Regions from separate parts of the Homo sapiens genome. Here region 2 is linked to region 1. The links are chromatin loops, found by intact Hi-C in ENCODE. Cell type or tissue: endothelial cell of umbilical vein. All regions are shown on one strand. Links, peaks and the distances in the headings refer to the core of each region. The heading gives the core; the rest is flanking DNA.

The links. Hi-C counts contacts between places; a loop is a spot of excess contacts. Peaks named below come from ENCODE experiments on the same cell type or tissue, not always from the same donor. Only the 100,000 strongest peaks of a DNase experiment are listed, where the experiment ranks them.
Region 2: it touches region 1 in a loop (11-fold over the local background); 9 of 110 quality-filtered maps call a loop at or near these places.

The regions. Positions count from the first base shown.
Region 1 is chr3:58,556,177-58,564,506 of GRCh38, forward strand. It overlaps FAM107A (family with sequence similarity 107 member A), which reads right to left. Exons shown (of 4, transcript NM_001076778.3): 4 at 7,941-8,330. All of the region lies in intron 1 of LOC107984079 (a long non-coding RNA gene), which reads left to right. Among named protein-coding and RNA genes, the nearest start is that of FAM107A, 17 kb to the right of the region's middle. RefSeq lists enhancers at 4,118-5,118, 5,119-5,619, 5,620-6,120, 6,121-7,121. In endothelial cell of umbilical vein, for the core only: a CTCF peak has its summit at 4,666; a DNase peak (open chromatin) is centred at 4,745; H3K27ac peaks cover 1,447 bases.
Region 2 is chr3:59,048,935-59,057,264 of GRCh38, forward strand. It overlaps CFAP20DC (CFAP20 domain containing), which reads right to left and starts at 1,091. Exons shown (of 17, transcript NM_001394063.1): 1 at 677-1,091. The coding sequence starts at 697. In endothelial cell of umbilical vein, for the core only: a CTCF peak has its summit at 4,089; DNase peaks (open chromatin) are centred at 1,187 and 4,057; H3K4me3 peaks cover 910 bases; H3K27ac peaks cover 1,020 bases.

The DNA of each region.
Region 1 (8,330 bases), core at 105-8,104:
CCAGCTGTGGGGGTGCCAGAGCTGGATCCCCTACCTTTCCCAAGAATCTAAAGTCTGCGCGAATTTGTAGCCTAAGCTGTTAATAATCGTGCTGTGTCACTTTGTCAAGATATCCATAAAAGAGAGAGCGAGGGAGGGAGAAGGAAGTGCCATCCTTGAAATGTGTCCAGCCCTGCACTAGGCACTGGTGTAAATGTCCCAGAAACTGCTGGACACATAACCATCCTCAACACATATCTCTCTCCTTCCCCCAGTTTCCTGAGCTAAGGGCAGAGATGTGGACTTCTGTGCCCCATTTGGCCACTGTCTTTTCTTTTTTTCTTTTTCTTTCTTCTTCTTTTTTTTTTTTTTTGAGATGGAGTCTTGCTCTGTCACCCAGGCTGGAGTGCAGTGGCACGATCTCAGCTCACTGCAACCTCCGCCTCTTGGGTTCAAGCAATTCTCCTGCTTCAGCCTCCTGAGTAGCTGGGATTTCAGACACCCATCACCATGCCTGGCTAATTTTTGTGTTTTTAGTAGAGATGGCGTTTCACTATGTTAGACAGGCTGGTCTCGAGCTTCTGACCTCAGGCGATCCACCTGCTTGGCCTCCCAAAGTGCTGGGATTATAGGTGTGAGCCACCACGCCTGGCCAGCCACTGTCTTTTCTAAGAGCCGTGAGTGAGATGGGGCTGGGATTCTTGTCCCAGGGGCCTACTCTGCCAGATTGGTAAAGGCGGGGCTGCCTGCCGGCAGGGAAGGAGGAAGGGGGAAGGCTGTTTGGCCTCAGCATGCTTGCAGAATATTTCTGGTGACAGATGGGAAAGCTTGAATGTGGGTGCTTTGCAAAACATCCTCCTGCAGCCTCCACCAGCGAGTGCTGCCAGGATAATAAAGCCAGACAGATGTGGGTTCAGATAAAATGGGGGTAATGACAGTCTTGGGGATTAAATGAGAGAATTCATATAAAGTGCTGAGCACAGTTCCTGGCACAGGCACTAGATGTTCAATGAGTGCGCTCTCATTACCCTTGTCACAGATGTTTAAAATGGAAAATGAGGTTCAGCAAGTTGCCCAGGCTTGTGACAAATAAGTGGCAGAGCTGGGGCTTGAATCCAGGTCTGGGCCATAGAATTAGCTCTTGTCTCCCCACCCCACTGCCCCAGCAGGACCAGAGCTGAGCAGTTCACCTGGGATTTTAGCAATATAGAATCACAGGAAGAATGTTCCTGCCTTTCCCATAAAAATGCTGTTTTGAAAACAGAACATTATGTAATTAATGTCCTTTCTCGGGCAGATTTGAGCTCTGATTCCTCTTGGCATTTTATGTTAAAAAGAAGTTTTTCTTTTCTGGCAAGCCTGCATGATTGCTAATAACAGTGGAGCAAAATAATTTTTGCTACAGCTAGGAAAAGAATTTTTCCTCAATCCTCATGAGTTCTTAGTTGGGACGGACCCCTGTAACAAGACAGATTGACGAGAAAAACAGTTTAGTGACGCGTGCAATGCATATCACGTGGCCGCAACTTCAGTGAAAAGTAACTCAAAGCAGTAGCTTAGAACTCTGGCTTATGTAACCTCTTCAACAAAGAACAATAAATCTGTGGAGAAATGACAGGACAAAGGTAAGCAGTTTTAGGCTTCCAACAGCTGGAAGCTCAGGAAGGTAAATATATGGGAGGAAACCACTGGAGTGAGGTTTCCTTGCAGATTCCTCTGGTGCCATCTCTGAGCTCTTAGGAGTCTAGAGTTGTCTCCAGTAAAGGTGAATTTATATCCTGCCTCTAGGCAGATAAGGGGGAGGGTGGAGGGAGTTTTCCTGTGTTTGCTGCTTCTTAATTGCCTTCAACTCAAAAATAATTTTACGTCAAAGAGGATACTTTGGGGGGACATATCCTTTGACAGCCACTATAGGTTGAGTTCTTACTATATTCCAGGCCTAGGCCTCATTGCTTTACAAACAAACTCTCATTTAATTCGGAAGACCCTGTGGAGTAAGTACTTTGACATCTGTTTTACAGTTTAGGAAACTGAAGTGCAGTTTTTCCTAAAATTGTTGCTAGTGGATGGTCGAGACAGGATTTGAAGCTAGGTTTTGGAATTTTTCTGGTTTTTGTCTTTTTTTTTTTTTTTTTTTTTTTTTTGAGACGGAGTCTCGCTCTGTCACCAGGCTGGGGTGTAGTGGCATGATCTTGGCTCACTGCAAGCTCTGCCTCCCGCGTTCAAGCGATTCCCCTGCCTCAGCCTCCTGAGTAGCTGGGACTACAGGCGCCTGCCACCGCGCCCGCTAGTTTTTCGCATTTTAGTAGAGACAGGGTTTCACCATGTTGGCCAGGATGGTCTTGATCTCCTGACCTCATGATCTGCCTGCCTCGGCCTCCCAAAGTGTTGGGATTACAGGCATGAGCCAGTGTGTCCAGCCTGGTTTTTGTCTTTTTTTGGCCATGGGATCTGTGTTTAAATGGAAATACATGGAAACAAACATTGAGCTGCTCTAATTAAAGTTGAGAAAAGTGGTGATGAGGGCAAGGAGATTATAAATGGCTTGGTGTCACTCCTCACTTCCCCCATGAAGCAAAATTTGAAAATCACTGAATTGTTCTGCTTTCTATGACTCCTTCTATGTTTATAGATAAAGATTGGATTTCCTTTTCTGCCTTGCCTTCTGGGAGGCTCAGGCCTTCTTTGTTTTACTCAGTCATGCTAATTCTCTTCAAATTGGGGTTCTGGACCAGGCACAGTGGCTCGCGCCTGTAATCCCAGCACTTTGGGAGGCCGAGGTGGGCGAATCACTTGAGGTCAGGAGTTCGAGACCAACCTGGCCAACATGGCAAAACCCCATCTCTACTAAAAATACAAAAATTAGCTGGGCATGGTGGCACATGCCTGTAATCCCAACTACTCGGCAGGCTGAGGCACGAGAATTGCTTGAACTTGGGAGGTGGAGGTTGCAGCTGCATTCTAGCCTGGGCAACAGAGTGAGACTTTGTCACAAAAAAACAAAACAAAAACCAAAACAAACTGGAATTCTGAAATAATTTTCTGTTTCCCATCTTCCCATTACAAAGCCCTTCTTTTACTCTGTGATCACCCTTTAATCAGGCTGGCATGGTGGCTCTCGCCTGTAATCCCAGCACTTTGGGGAGGCTAAGGTGGGAGGATCGCTTGTGCCCAGGAGTTTGAGACCAGCCTAGGCAACATCACAAGACTCCTATCTCTAAAAAAAAAGAAAAAAGAAAAAAAGTTAGCTGGATGTGGTGGTGTGCACCTGTAGTTCCAGCTACTTGGGAGGCTGAGGCAGGAGGATTGGTTGAGCCTAGGAGTTGGAGGTTACAGTGAGTCATGATCGTTCCACTGATCTCCAGCCTAGGCAGCAGAGTGAGAACTTGTCTCAAAAAAAAAAAAAAAAAAAAAAAAAAATCAAGAACCCCGAACCAACACTCATAATTTACAGTTGCCCCAGGCTGTGGCTTAATGATTAAGACGAACACAAGTGACTGACTTGGGGGCAGAGGGCTGGCTGGTGTTTGTGTTGAGGGGAGTGTTTTCAGCATCCCTGGATATGCCAGTCTGCCTGTGCCCCCACAGCTCTCTCCCTCTACGGGGCATGCCTGAGGTTGGCTTTGCAGGAGGAGTGAGCGTTTTATCTTGGACAATGGGAAGGTTGAGCTTAGGTGCCCTGATCCCATGGGAAACCCTTCCTTGGAGGAGGGAGCCCTGGCTCACTTAGCTATTGCCAGGCAACCTGGGAACATGACTGGTGTTCCTCATTGGGCAGTCCTGCTCATCTCTCTATAAGGTCCTTTCTAGGAAGTAGACGAGTACATGTAATGAAAGGGCTAGCTTTGGAAAACAAGCCCAGCCCCATGTCCTCCTCTCTGGATGAGTGTCAGCCAAAAATCAACTCAAAACATCTCCTTGCTGTGGACTGAAGATTTGTCTCCCCCTTATTCATATGTCAAACCCTCATCCCCAGTGGCATGGTATTTGGAGATGGGGCCTTTGGAGGTAATCAGGGTTAGTTGAGGTCATGAGGATGGGGCCTTCATGATGAGATTAGTGTCCTTATAAAAAAGACACCAGAGAGCTTGCTTTCTCTTCTCCCTCTCGCCCAGTGTGAGGACACAGTGAGAAGGTGACCATCTGCAAGCCAGAAAGACAGCCCTCACCAGAAAACAACCATGAGGGCACCTTGATCTTAGACTTCTAAGCCTCCAGAACTGTGAGAAAATACATTTCTGGCTGGGCACGGTGACTCACGCCTGTCATTCTAGCACCTGAGGAGGCCAAAGCAGGTGGATCACCTGAAGTCAGGAGTTCGACACCAGCCTGGGCAACATGGTGAAATCCCATCTATACTAAAAATACAAAAATTAGCTGGGCATGGTGGCAGGCACCTGTAATCCCAGCTACTTGGGAGGCTGAGGCAGGAGAATTGCTTGAACCTGGGAGGTGGAGGTTGCAATGAGCTGAGATTGTGCCACTGCACTCCAGCCTGGGCGACAGAGCAAGACTGTCTCAAAAAAAAAAAAAAAAAAAAAAAGAAAAAGAAAAAGAAAATGAAAATAGATTTCTGTTGTTTAAGCCACCCAGTCTATGTTCTGTTACGGCAGCCTGAGCTGACTAGGACATCCAGACAGAAGGAGATTAAGGCAATTAGTTCTGTTCTTCTGAAGTCTGGCAGGTGGGGGCACTGTAAGGCAAGAAACTAGCAGGAGTGAGGTGGTTACTGGTTTAGTGGGTCTTTGGAGGCACTGAAAAATCAAATTGTTTACGTTACTGCTCAGCAATGGGAATGCAAAGAATGCAAGGAATCCCATCACAATGGTAGATTCTGACTTTTTTTTTTTTGGAGAAGGAGTCTCTCTCACACAGTGTGGAATGCAGTGGTATGATCTCTGCAACCTCCACCTCCCGGACTCAAGCGATTCTCTTGCCTCAGCCACCAAGTAGCTGGGACTACAGGCACGTGCCACCACGCCCAGCTAATTTTTGTATTTTTAGTAAAGACAGGGCTTTTTCATGTTGGTCGGGCTGGTCTTGAACTCTTGGCCTCAAGTGATCGCCCACCTCGGCCTCCCAACGTGCTGGGATTACAGGTGTGAGCCACCGTGCCCAGTCGATCCTGATCCTGGTTGAATTTGTGGGTGGAGGCGTCTGGGGCATCTGGGGATGGAGTTTAGCAGCAAGTGGACATTCCTCACCCCAGAACTAAGGTAGGTCTGCATTGACCTGAGTCCTTTTTTTTTTTGAGATGGAGTCTCGCTCTGTTGCCCAGGCTGGAGTGCAGTGGCAAGATCTTGGCTCACTGCAGCCTCTGCCTCCCGGGTTCCAGAGATTCTCCTGCCTCAGCCTCCTGGGTAGCTGAGATTACAGGTGTGTGCCACATGCCTGGCTAATTTTTGTATTTTTAGTAGAGACGAGGTTTCACCACATTGGCCAGGCTGGTCTCGAACTCCTGACCTCAGGTGATCCACCCGCCCCAGCCTCCCAAAGTGCTGGGATTACAGGCGTGAGCCACTGCGCTCGGCCGAGTCTGTTTTTATAGTGCAGAGGTTAAGTATTTCAAGTTCAGACAGACAAATGGCAGATAAAGTAGGTCCCTGAATCCCATGGAGCATGGTCAGGCTGGTGCAGGGGCCTCCTAGGAGCACTTTCCAGGAGCAAGGCCTGGCTGTAGTGGAAAGAATGCAGACTCTGCAGACAGGTCACTCTGGGTGAGAATCACATCTCTCCTGGGGCATTGCCTTATGTCTTCTGGCAAGGCCCTTCACTTACCTGAGCCCAGGTGTCTTCATCTGCAGAGTGGGGAGGAAGACATCTGATTGTCATGGGTGCTGACATTGCTGGCCCCCTATAAATGCAGTGACTGTCAGACCTCTGAGCCCAAGCTAAGCCATCGTATCCCCTGTGACCTGCACGTATACATCCAGATGGCCTCTAAGGAATGACAAAAGAAGTGAAAATGGCCTGTTCCTCCCTTAACTGATGACTTTACCTTGTGAAATTCCTTCTCCTGGCTCATCCTGGCTCAAAAGCTCCTCCGCTGAGTACCTTGTGACCCCCCACCCCTGCCTGCCAGAGAACAACCCTCCTTTGACTGTAATTTTCCTTTACCTACCCAAATCTTATAAAATGGCCTCACCCCATCTCCCTTTGCTGACTCTCTTTTCGGACTCAGCCCGCCTGCACCCAGGTGACATAAATAGCCTTGTTGCTCACACAAAGCCTGTTTGGTGGTCTCTTCACACAGATATGAGTGAAAGTGATCATTACTGACATCCATTCACAACTTTCCGGGGTGCCTAACTATTTTCAGGGCCCTGGATAAAGGTGAGCAGAATCAGACAGGGTCCCACCCTCACAGGGTTTGGAGTCAGTATAATCTCAAGTGTGGTGAGGCTGCCCTGCCAAATCTCCTGTGGTGTGAGGACTCTTGTGACACACACGCTGCAGGACCAGGGTTGGAGGGTCCCTTCACATCCTAAGGTCAGCCCTCTCTCCCAGGTTTTGTGTTTAGTGCTGGTTTGCCATTGACAGGGGCATTCTGCAAACCCAAACCAGGACCCGAGAGAGTGTGGCCCCCGCAAGAACGGGGGTTGCTGTCTTGGCTCCCTGTTTAGGGAGAGGTCTGAAGTCAGAGCTGCTGCAGCAGCCTTTTGCTTCTCCATGGTCTCCAGGCTTGAGTGATGGCCTCATCATCAGCCTTCAGGGATGATCTGACTCTCTAGACACTCCTGTGGTGTGCAGGAGCCATGCGGCTCTGATGCGGGTCCTGCCAGCATGATGCCAGTGAGGCCCAGGTATATTGATGAATGCCCAAGTGGGCAGATGAGGGCTTCCCAGCAAATGGATATCTGTGGGTCAGGGTGGAAACCGTGGAGGAAGGAGGCAGGTAGGGCCTTCTCTGGTTGCTATGGGCTGGACCTGGGAGAAGGCTAGGTGTATTGCAGAGGGAGAAGGGGTTTCTCATTCTTTCATTCGACAAACACTTCCTGAGCATCTTCTCTAGGCCTTGTGCACTAGGGATTCAGAGTAAACAAGATAGACAAGAATCTTTGCCCTCATGGAGCTGACATTATCATTAGGAGGGACACACGAGACAAATCAGTAAAATATAGAATATGTTCAATGGTGATAAACAGTAAGGGGGAAAAAGAAGGCAAGGCAGGCAGAGGAAGACTGCAGAAGTTGAGATTTTAGATGGGGTGGCTAAAGGGGACCTCATTTAGAAGAAGTGTGATAAAAGACCTGAAGAAAGCAAGGGAGTGGGCCGCGAGGCTCTTGGAGGGAAGGATACTCCTGGCTGGGGAAGAGCAGGTGGAAAGGCATGGAGATGGGGCATGCCTGGAGAGGGTAGGAGGCCAGCACAACTGGGACTGTGTGAGCAAGTGGGAGAGTGCAGGAAGGAGGTCGGAGGCTAAGAGGGAGCTGGACTCGCAGGACCACCTGGAATGCAGGAGAGACTCCACTGGGAGCCCAGGGAGGGCTCTGTGCAGAGTCGCAAGTTCTGCCTTAGACTGGAGGAAGATCATTTTGGCTCCTCTGTTGAGAACAGGGTGTAGGGACAAGGCCAGTAGGGGAGACCAGTTGGGAGGAGACCACTGCAGTCATCAGATGAGGGGGAGGCACTGCACCTTTGTTCTCTACTGTGTCCCAGCCTATGGCATGCATCCTGGCATGGAGCAGGAACTCGATAAATATTTGTTGAATGATGTGTGCTTTAGTCATGTCCAAGTACCAGTTTTCAGACTCATGCTAGGTAGGCTATATGGGGAAGGTGCAGAAAAACAGATCCCAGGCATTGCAGCTGGGGATCCTGATCCAATAGGCTTCTGATGGGAAAGTTGAATCTGGATTTTTAGCACAGCCTGCAGGTAATTTTGGACAGGCAGGGACTGGCCTTCTGTGTCAGTTAGGGATGATTTTGGTTGCAAGTAACAGAGACTGACCAACAATGGTTTAAACAAAGAGGGATTTATTTTATTTACAAGAATTCTGGAGAAGGATGGCGGCTGGTATTGGCTTGGTGAAATAATGATAGGGTCAATGACTCTGTGATTCTCTTGGCCTTTTTGTCATGGTAGCAAAGTGGCTGCTGTGGCTCCAGGCATCACACCCTCAATCAAGGTAGGAAGAAGAGGCCCAGGGAGGTGTTAGCCATGCCTGTGTCTTTTATTGGAAAAGCTTTCCCAGAAGCCCAGGTAGACTTCCTCTTCAATTTCATTGGCCACACCTGATCACATAGCCATCCTAAGCTGCAAAGGAGACTGGAACAGTGAAAATCTGGATTTACAGCCTCCACAGTTGGAGTGGCTGGAGATACAGAGTTGGGACGACCCCTGAAAAGT
Region 2 (8,330 bases), core at 263-8,262, 490 kb after region 1:
AGCAGTGTTTCTCCAAGTGTGATCCTTGGACCCCCTGCATAGGAATCACTTGGGGGAACTAGTTAAAAAGCTTAATCAAGTGACCCCCATCCAGAGATTCGGATTCACCAGATCTGGGATGCGGGTCAGGAAATCTGCACGTTTACAAGCACCCCAAGAAAGCCTGATGTACTCCAACGTCTGAGATTCACTGACTCCCAGTTCTGTAAAAATAAAACAGCACATAGCCAAAGTGCTTATTTTCTTTCTTGATGTAACAATGCATGCATTCACTCATTCACTCTTCTAAATCGCTTCTGAGATACCAGTGTTGCATGAATACTGAGTCTCCAAAGCGCTTTGTTAAAACTCAAGATTTCTGGGCCCTGCCCTCAAGATTCTGATTCAGGAGGTTTCAGTGGGGCTTAAGATCTCCATTTTAGGTAGAATCACAGACAATTAATTCATCTTAAGAAACACTGAGTTGGAGAGTGAACAAAAGCCAAATCATACGCCTAGACATTGGTAAATTTTTCCTTCTCTCTGGGTCAACAGCATTCACCCATTAATTCTGTCTTACCCCTGAAAAAGACCTTATTATGGGGATAGAGGGTGCACTTTATCCTCACCCCGATCACGGACTACCTCACCCAAGAGGAGAAAGGTATAGACAGGTTGGAGAACCGTTTCGGGTTACCTGGTACTCATTTTTGAACATTCCCGCAGGGGGCCCAGGGCTTGGGGGGCACAGAGTTCAGGGTTTCCAGCGAGTGGCGTGACCCTGACGGCTGGAAATCGGCTGGCGGGAACCCAGGAGCCCGACGGGTGGGAAAGGGCTTCGTGCTTGGCCCAGACTTGGGCAGGCTCTTCTCAGCCCCTCCGGCCCCTGGTCAGCTCCATCTCCCGCCCTCCATCAGCACCATTGCGGCTCCAGCCTCCGCGGTGCCCGGGTCTGGGGAGGGCGCAGCTGCCTGGACGGACTCCGGGCCGTCCCTGGGGAGTGATTGTGTGTGTAACCTACGTGACGGGGCGCCCAGTCGCGGAGCCACAGACAACCGCCCGCTGGCCTAGGAAAAGCGGGCGCGCTCCCGCTGCCGCCCCACCCCAGAATCAAACCGCGAAAGAGCAGCGCCGAGCGCCACCCGCGTTCCGGCCGCGCCCATTGGTTCCCACTGGGCGCCTGCGCGTTGCGCTCTCTAGGCTTCTCGCCGACGGGCACGGGAGGATACGCGGTGACGTAGCGTTGCCCAGGCAACCGCGGGACTCCTGGAGAAATGGTGGGCGGTCCAAACGGTGAGCAGCACGCTCCTTACTTAGGTCATGACCTCTGCCGACTAAAAAGGCTAAACTCAGCGTGGATTAGGGCTATACCAGGTACTGGACTCTTCTAGAGTACTGTCACATCGGTTTGGTCTCTCCTCGTGGTAAACAGATAACTGGTAGGTTCCTGAGGGATACAGTCATGGACTCATGGAACCCTCACGCGGCCTTTGCTTAGAAGGTTCCCAAATTTGGGTTCGTTGAGGCAGTAAGAGGGTCTGCTGGACCCTTTCATTGTTTCAGAAGACCCTAGGAAGCCAAGATTTTTTTGTAGAAAATAATAACTTATTGAGACTAGCACTGGCTTAAGTGTAACTATTAAGTTACTTTATTTAGTTTCTAGATCAGAGCCACTTCTTACATGGAAGGTACTATTGCCAATTTTTGGCTAAGGAACTGTGGCTCAGAAAGGTTAAATGGCTTGGCCAAAGTCATATGGCACTGAGAGGTGACAGCATGCTGGCAGTCCTCAGAGCCCTCGCTTGCTCTCGGCACCTCCCCTGCCTGGGCTCCCACTTTGGCGGCATTTGAGGAGCCCTTCAGCCCCCCACTGCACTGTGGGAGCCCCTTTCTGGGTTGGCCAAGGCTGGAGCCCACTCCCTCAGCTTGCAGGGAGGTGTGGAGGGAGAGGCGCGAGCGGGAACCCGGGCTACGTGCCGCGCTTGCAGGCCAGCTGGAGTTCCGGGTGGGCGTGGACTTGGCAGGCCCCGCACTCGGAGCAGCCGGCCAGCCCTGCTGGCCCCGGGCAATGAGGGACTTAGCACCCGGGCCAGTGGCTGCAGAGGGTCTACTGGGTCCCCCAGCGTGCTGGCCCACCGGCACTGTGCTCGATTTCTCGCCAGGCCTTAGCTGCCTTCCCGCGGGGCAGGGCTCAGAACCTGCAGCCCGCCATGCCTGAGCCTCCCACCCACTCCGTGTGTTCCTGTGCAGCCCGAGCCTCCCCGATGAGCGCCGCCCCCTGCTCCACGGCGCCCAGTCCCATCGACCACCCAACGGCTGAGTAGTGTGAGCGCACGGTGCGGGACTGGCAGGCAGCTCCACCTGCGGCCCCAGTGCGGGATCCACTAGGTGAAGCCAGCTGGGCTCCTGAGTCTGGTGGGGAGGTGGAGAGTCTTTACGTCTAGCTCAGGGATTGTAAATAACCAATCAGCACCCTGTGTTTAGCTCAAGGTTTGTGAGTACACCAATTGACACTCTGTGTCTAGCTGCTCTGGTGGGGCCTTGGAGAACCTGTGTGTCCAAACTCTGTATCCAGCTAATCTGATGGGGACGTGGAGAACCTTCGTGTCTAGCTCAGGGATTGTAAACGCACCAATCAGCGCCCTGACAAAACAGGCCACTGGGCTCTACCAATCAGCAGGATGTGGGTGGGGCCAGATAAGAGAATAAAAGCAGGCTGCCCGAGCCAGCATTGGCAACTAGCTGGGGGTCCACTTCCACACTGTGGAAGCTTTGTTCTTTCACTCTTTGCAATAAATCTTGCTACTGCTCACTCTTTGGGTCCACACTGCTTTTATGAGCTGTAACACTCACCGCGAAGATCTGCAGCTTCTCTCCTGAAGCCAGCGAGACCACGAGCCCACCAGGAGGAACAAACAACTCCAGACGTGCTGCCTTAAGAGCTGTAACACTCACCGCGAAGGTCTGCAGTTTCACTCCTGAGCCGGTGAGACCACGAACCCACCAGAAGGAAGAAACTCCGAACACATCCGAACATCAGAAGGAACAAACTCCAGACGCGCCACCTTAAGAGCTGTAACACTCACCGCGAGGGTCCGCGGCTTCATTCGTGAAGTCAGTGAGACCAAGAACCCACCGATTCCGGACACAGCACCAGTTAGGAACTCTTATCTGATGCTGCACTCATGGTTGAGTTAGGTCAATGGCATAGGTTAATGCTAATCAGGTACCACTCATAAAATTCCTGCTATAGGCAGAGTGGCTCACAGGTTCACGATTCTGTGAGGTAAGGGTTAGTCTCCTTTCATTTGAGAAGATTGAGATTCAGAGTCGATTAGGAATTTACTCAAGGATGCAATATTGAGTTTCATTTATGTTTGAGTCTAAAGCCTGGAATCATTCCACTTCACCCAAAAACCTCAAACATTTATTGTCGTATCATATGCCAACTATTATGGATTATGTAAGGGACGCGAAAATAAATGATATTTGGACCTGCTCCTTATCAAGGATAAGAAGAGCAGATAAGGAACAAACCTTCTTGAACATTCTAAGCCAAATAATAGATGGAAAGGAAATAGAGGTGGGGGCCATGGCACAGCTATACATTGCAGTATAGTGTCTAGAATCCAAAATTCCTGATTTCTAGACTGGCAAACTTAGTTCAACAGCAGTTTCTTGTAAGGCTCTGTGCTGGAGGCTTTGACAATTGTGATCAATAGACATGGTCTCTGTCTTACAAGACTTATCTGTGGGGGACATTTATCCACTAATTCTTTTTAACAGTTTCTAGGAACATAAGATACTTCAAATACTATGCTAAGAGACTGGGTGTGCAGTGAATGGCCCTACCTTCATGGAGCTTACACAGGGGAGTGAGACAGATGATAAATAAAATAGCAAATAATTACAACTTGTGATAAATATCATGAATTCAATCACAGGGAGTAACATTGGGCGGGTATATTAGTTTCCTGTGGCTGCTGTAACATTACCTCAAAAGGAGTAGCTTAAAACAACAGAAATTTATTCTCTCATAGTTCTGGAGGCCAGAAGTCCAAAATCAAAGTATCAGTAGGGCCACACTCCCCCTAGTGGCTTTAGAGGAGGATCCATTCTTTGCCTCATCCAGCTTCTGGTAGCTGTTGGCACCCCTTGAATTGTGGCTTCATTTGGAGGCCAGAAGTCCAAAATCAAAGTGTCAGTAGGGCCACACTCCTCTAGTGGCTTTAGAGGAGAATCCATTCTTTGCCTCATCAGCTTTTGGCAGCTGTTGGCACCCCTTGAATTGTGGCTCCATTTCTCCAGTCTCTGTCTCACCTCCGTGGTCACATTGTCTTCTCTTCTGTGTGTGTTTTCCCTGTGTGTCTCTTATAAAGAGGTTGTAATAGTATTTAGGGCCAACTTTGATAATCCAAGGCAATCTCTTTATTTCAAGATAATTTAATCACATCTCCAAAGACCAATTTTTCCAAATAAGGAAACATTTACATGCTCCGGGGGTTGATGTGAATATCTTCTTTGGGCAGCTGTTAATAATAAGGATGGCAAAAGGTATAATGAAAATCTGGGAAGAATCTAGGGGACATCTTAAGGCTTCTAACAATCTACTTGGGTCTCTGAAAAGGGTCTTTTGACACCATAGTTGAAGTGAAATCCACAACTTTGCCCTACTTTATTTTTTTCTTCCTCTTATGATTACATGAGTTAATATGTTTATCATTTATCTACAACTAAAAGGGTGAATTAATAACCTCAATTTGTCAATGAAAAAATGAGCTACAGAATTGAAAATGAATAATTACAGTGAATCAGTAAGTCTTATTACTCAGGTGTTTTTGGTTTTGATCACCTGTTTATTCAACTTAAGACTAGAAGGAAACAGTGTCCATTTATTTCAGTGTCCTCACTTCCTAAAGAGAAAGTAATAGTCCAAAGCCAAACATTGTCATCTGACCGTCCTAATTTCTAACAAGTTCAGGAGACTCAGAGTTGGATTTTCATTAGCAAGTATGATATACTGCTTGTCCAGGAAATGGGCAAATCTGAAAGCTGCCCAAGTTTATCAATGGTATTTTGCCTATGGTGAGAGCCACCATTAACAATGACAATGGTAGCAATAAAACAAAAATAAGAATGTGCAGTACTTTAACAGTATGAATTCAAAATCAGAGAAAGGTGGAAATCCAACTTTACAATAGCAAGTACTCTTCAATTTGATTGAATGCAAGCTATGAACAAAAACTTGGATTTGACTATGACTTCAAGGATATCTAGCAGAATTCTGAAAAAAAGAAAAAAAAAGAAAAAAGCCAGCCTGCCCAAACAACTTGGCTTAAACCAAGTTATTTATGTTCATTATAAAAGATAAACCAAGTTATTTATGTTCCCTATAAAAGACAGTGAAACAATTTCTTTAATTGCTACAATTTTTTAAGAAGTTGGTACATTTAGTAATTGCGTTAAATTGCTTAACTTAATTTGATAACTTTAAGATTAGTCACTTTACAAGCTGTAAAGTGCTTGTCTTTGTTCTACAAAGAAAGTGATTGAAAAAAATAATTTGTTGGTATATTAATATTAAAGGATATTGGATAGTATTTAAAATGGAATAGACTAGAAACAGTTTTTAAAGAGTGGCAGTCTTCGTATGCCAATATAGCCATTCCACTTAGATGAGTATGATTATCAATTTGACGAGAAATAATATCTTTTGAACTAAGAATGTACTGTATTTACCACAATATTGTTGTAGTTTATATTTTGATTACAGTACATAATCTAATTATTTGGCTAATGGGAAGAAATAAGATATCTGTTTCATGAGAATTTGCTACACAGTAATCTAGAAATGTTTAATACTTGAAGGGTTAATTTTTTATACATTATGGAATAGCTTTATGAATGATAATGTTGAGTTGATAGGAAAGTTTTGAAACTGGGCCTATTTTATAGTTTTAAGCAAGAAAAATTAATGATACCAAAGTTATTCATTTGACAGGTGATTTGAAAATAGTAGTGTCTTCTTTTTTCCAGAAAGTATGGAATGGTGAAAGTTTTTGAGGGCTTTACTGTTTTTAGATTTTCTCCTCAAATGGGTTTTTCCCCCTTCTCAGGTCCATGAGATCCTATGGGGACTATTTCTTGCCTGTACCTATAGATGACCAAGTACTTCAAAAGTCATGCATCATTTTAAAATTTCCAAAACCACTTGAAAGCTTTCTCAGGAAAACAAGACAAAACAAAAAAACTATCCCAGTAGTTTGATAATTAGGTATGAATACTTTCCTAAATAAAGTAGCTTTACATAGCAAGCACTTAGGTTTAGAAAAACGACCGTTTGCCAAATGCATCTTTGAAAGGAATACATTTATTGAGTGGATATTTAGTATTAATTTGTTTTACAATGACATAAATGATCAAGGTTTTTAACAGACAAGTTAGATCTAAGTAGCAAGTTTTTCTTGGATAACTTTCTCTAACCTAAAGCCAGTTAGTGTTGATTTGTGATAAAAGGGCTGTAGAAAACTAGATGTTTACATGAGAAAGAATGAAATTGGACTCTTGCTTTACTTTTTAAATGTATATACATGAATTAACTCAAAATGAATCAAAGACATAAGACCTAAAATTATAAAACTCTTATAAGAAAACATAAGGGGAAAACTTAATGACATTGGACTTGGCATTGATTTCTTAACAACCTAGAGTAGATCCAGCTGCATCTAGAGGTCAGAAACATCATCAGGTTTCCTTTCTCCACACTGCTTCCTCTAGGTTGCCTCAGTCGTTAGGCTGGCTCTCTTTAGGTTTACAAAATGGCTATAGCATTCTCAATTTTACATTCTGATATCGCTAAATAGAGCATTTGGGGCTAAAGTCCTGAAGTTTACCTTCATTTGGATCAGTTCAGGGGATATGCCTATCTCTGAAATAAACACTTTGGTCAGATAAATAAGCTTAAGGCTAGATTAAGTGCTTATTCTTAAACCAGTCCCGGCAAACAAGGAGATGAGATATATTGATTGGCTGGGAATGGGGTACCACCCAAACATGTAACTAGGAATGGGGAAGGATTGTTTCCCAAAGGAAACTCTGGGTCCTCTTCTAGGGAAGGAGGAAGATGGATATTGGGCAGCCAAAAGGAGATATCTACTATAATGATTTTTTTTTTTTTTTTACAAATAACAGACACCAGACATATTTTTTAAAAACTCTAACTATACATGAATAATTTAATATGAAAGAAAGGTTCGCTAACATTCTTTAAATGATTTGATGTACATATGTGTAATTCAAATATCATAGGCCCTTTTCATTATCCCAGGATTTACATTAACTCCTTTTTTTTTTTTTTTTTTGAGACGGAGTGTGGCTCTGTCGCCCAGGCTGGAGTGCAGTGCAGCGATCTCGGCTCACTGCAAGCTCCACCCCCTGGGTTCACGCCATTCTCCTGCCTCAGCCTCCCGAGTAGCTGGGAATACAGACGCCCGCCACTACGCCTGGCTAATTTTTTGTATATTTAGTAGCGACGGGTTTTCACCGTGTTAGCCAGGATGGTCTCGATCTCCTGACCTCGTGATCTGCCCACCTCAGCCTCCCAAAGTGCTGGGATTACAGGCATGAGCCACCGCGCCCAGCCTCATTAACTCTTAATATTCAAGCCTGGATTTTTTAAGCTCTTACCTGCTTAGTAACAGGAAATCCAATGTTATTGGATGCCTGTGTATTTCCAGGATCTTTAAGAGGATACTAAGTAGCCAGGAATCACTTCAGAAGTGATTACTTAACTGCATTTTTTTCTCAGACCAAACATTTTTATGAGGGATTCCACTTAGTTGCCATTGTTACCACTATTGCCAAAGAATACCTGCCATGTTTGAAGTTGTTGAAATTAGAATGTAACTGCTTTCGCTAATGTCACCAGTGAAGCAAAGACATCTGGAAGCTGGCCTGACACTCACAGCTAGGTTTTGGTGTTTTGTTGTTGCTATTGTTACTGAACACCAACAGTTTCACAGAATATCAACATCATACAAAACCACTCTGTGACCATGATGAATCAAGATAAAAACATGAATATGGTCCAAATCAAAAAGATGACTAAACATTTCCCTATCGTGGTTAATATGAGTGACTGCTGCTTCTTTACCAATTATAGCTAAGCCTTACTTCATTCTTCCTGTCTTATATATAAGATTTATTAATATTCCCAATCATTGAAATACTCTTGGTTCCTGACAGGATCCAATCCAGAGCAAAGCTCTACTTCCCTAAACCCTCCCCTAAATCAGCTAACATAAGCCCAAATCCTATAGTAAGTTCTAACATCCTCTTACTAGCATACCCAA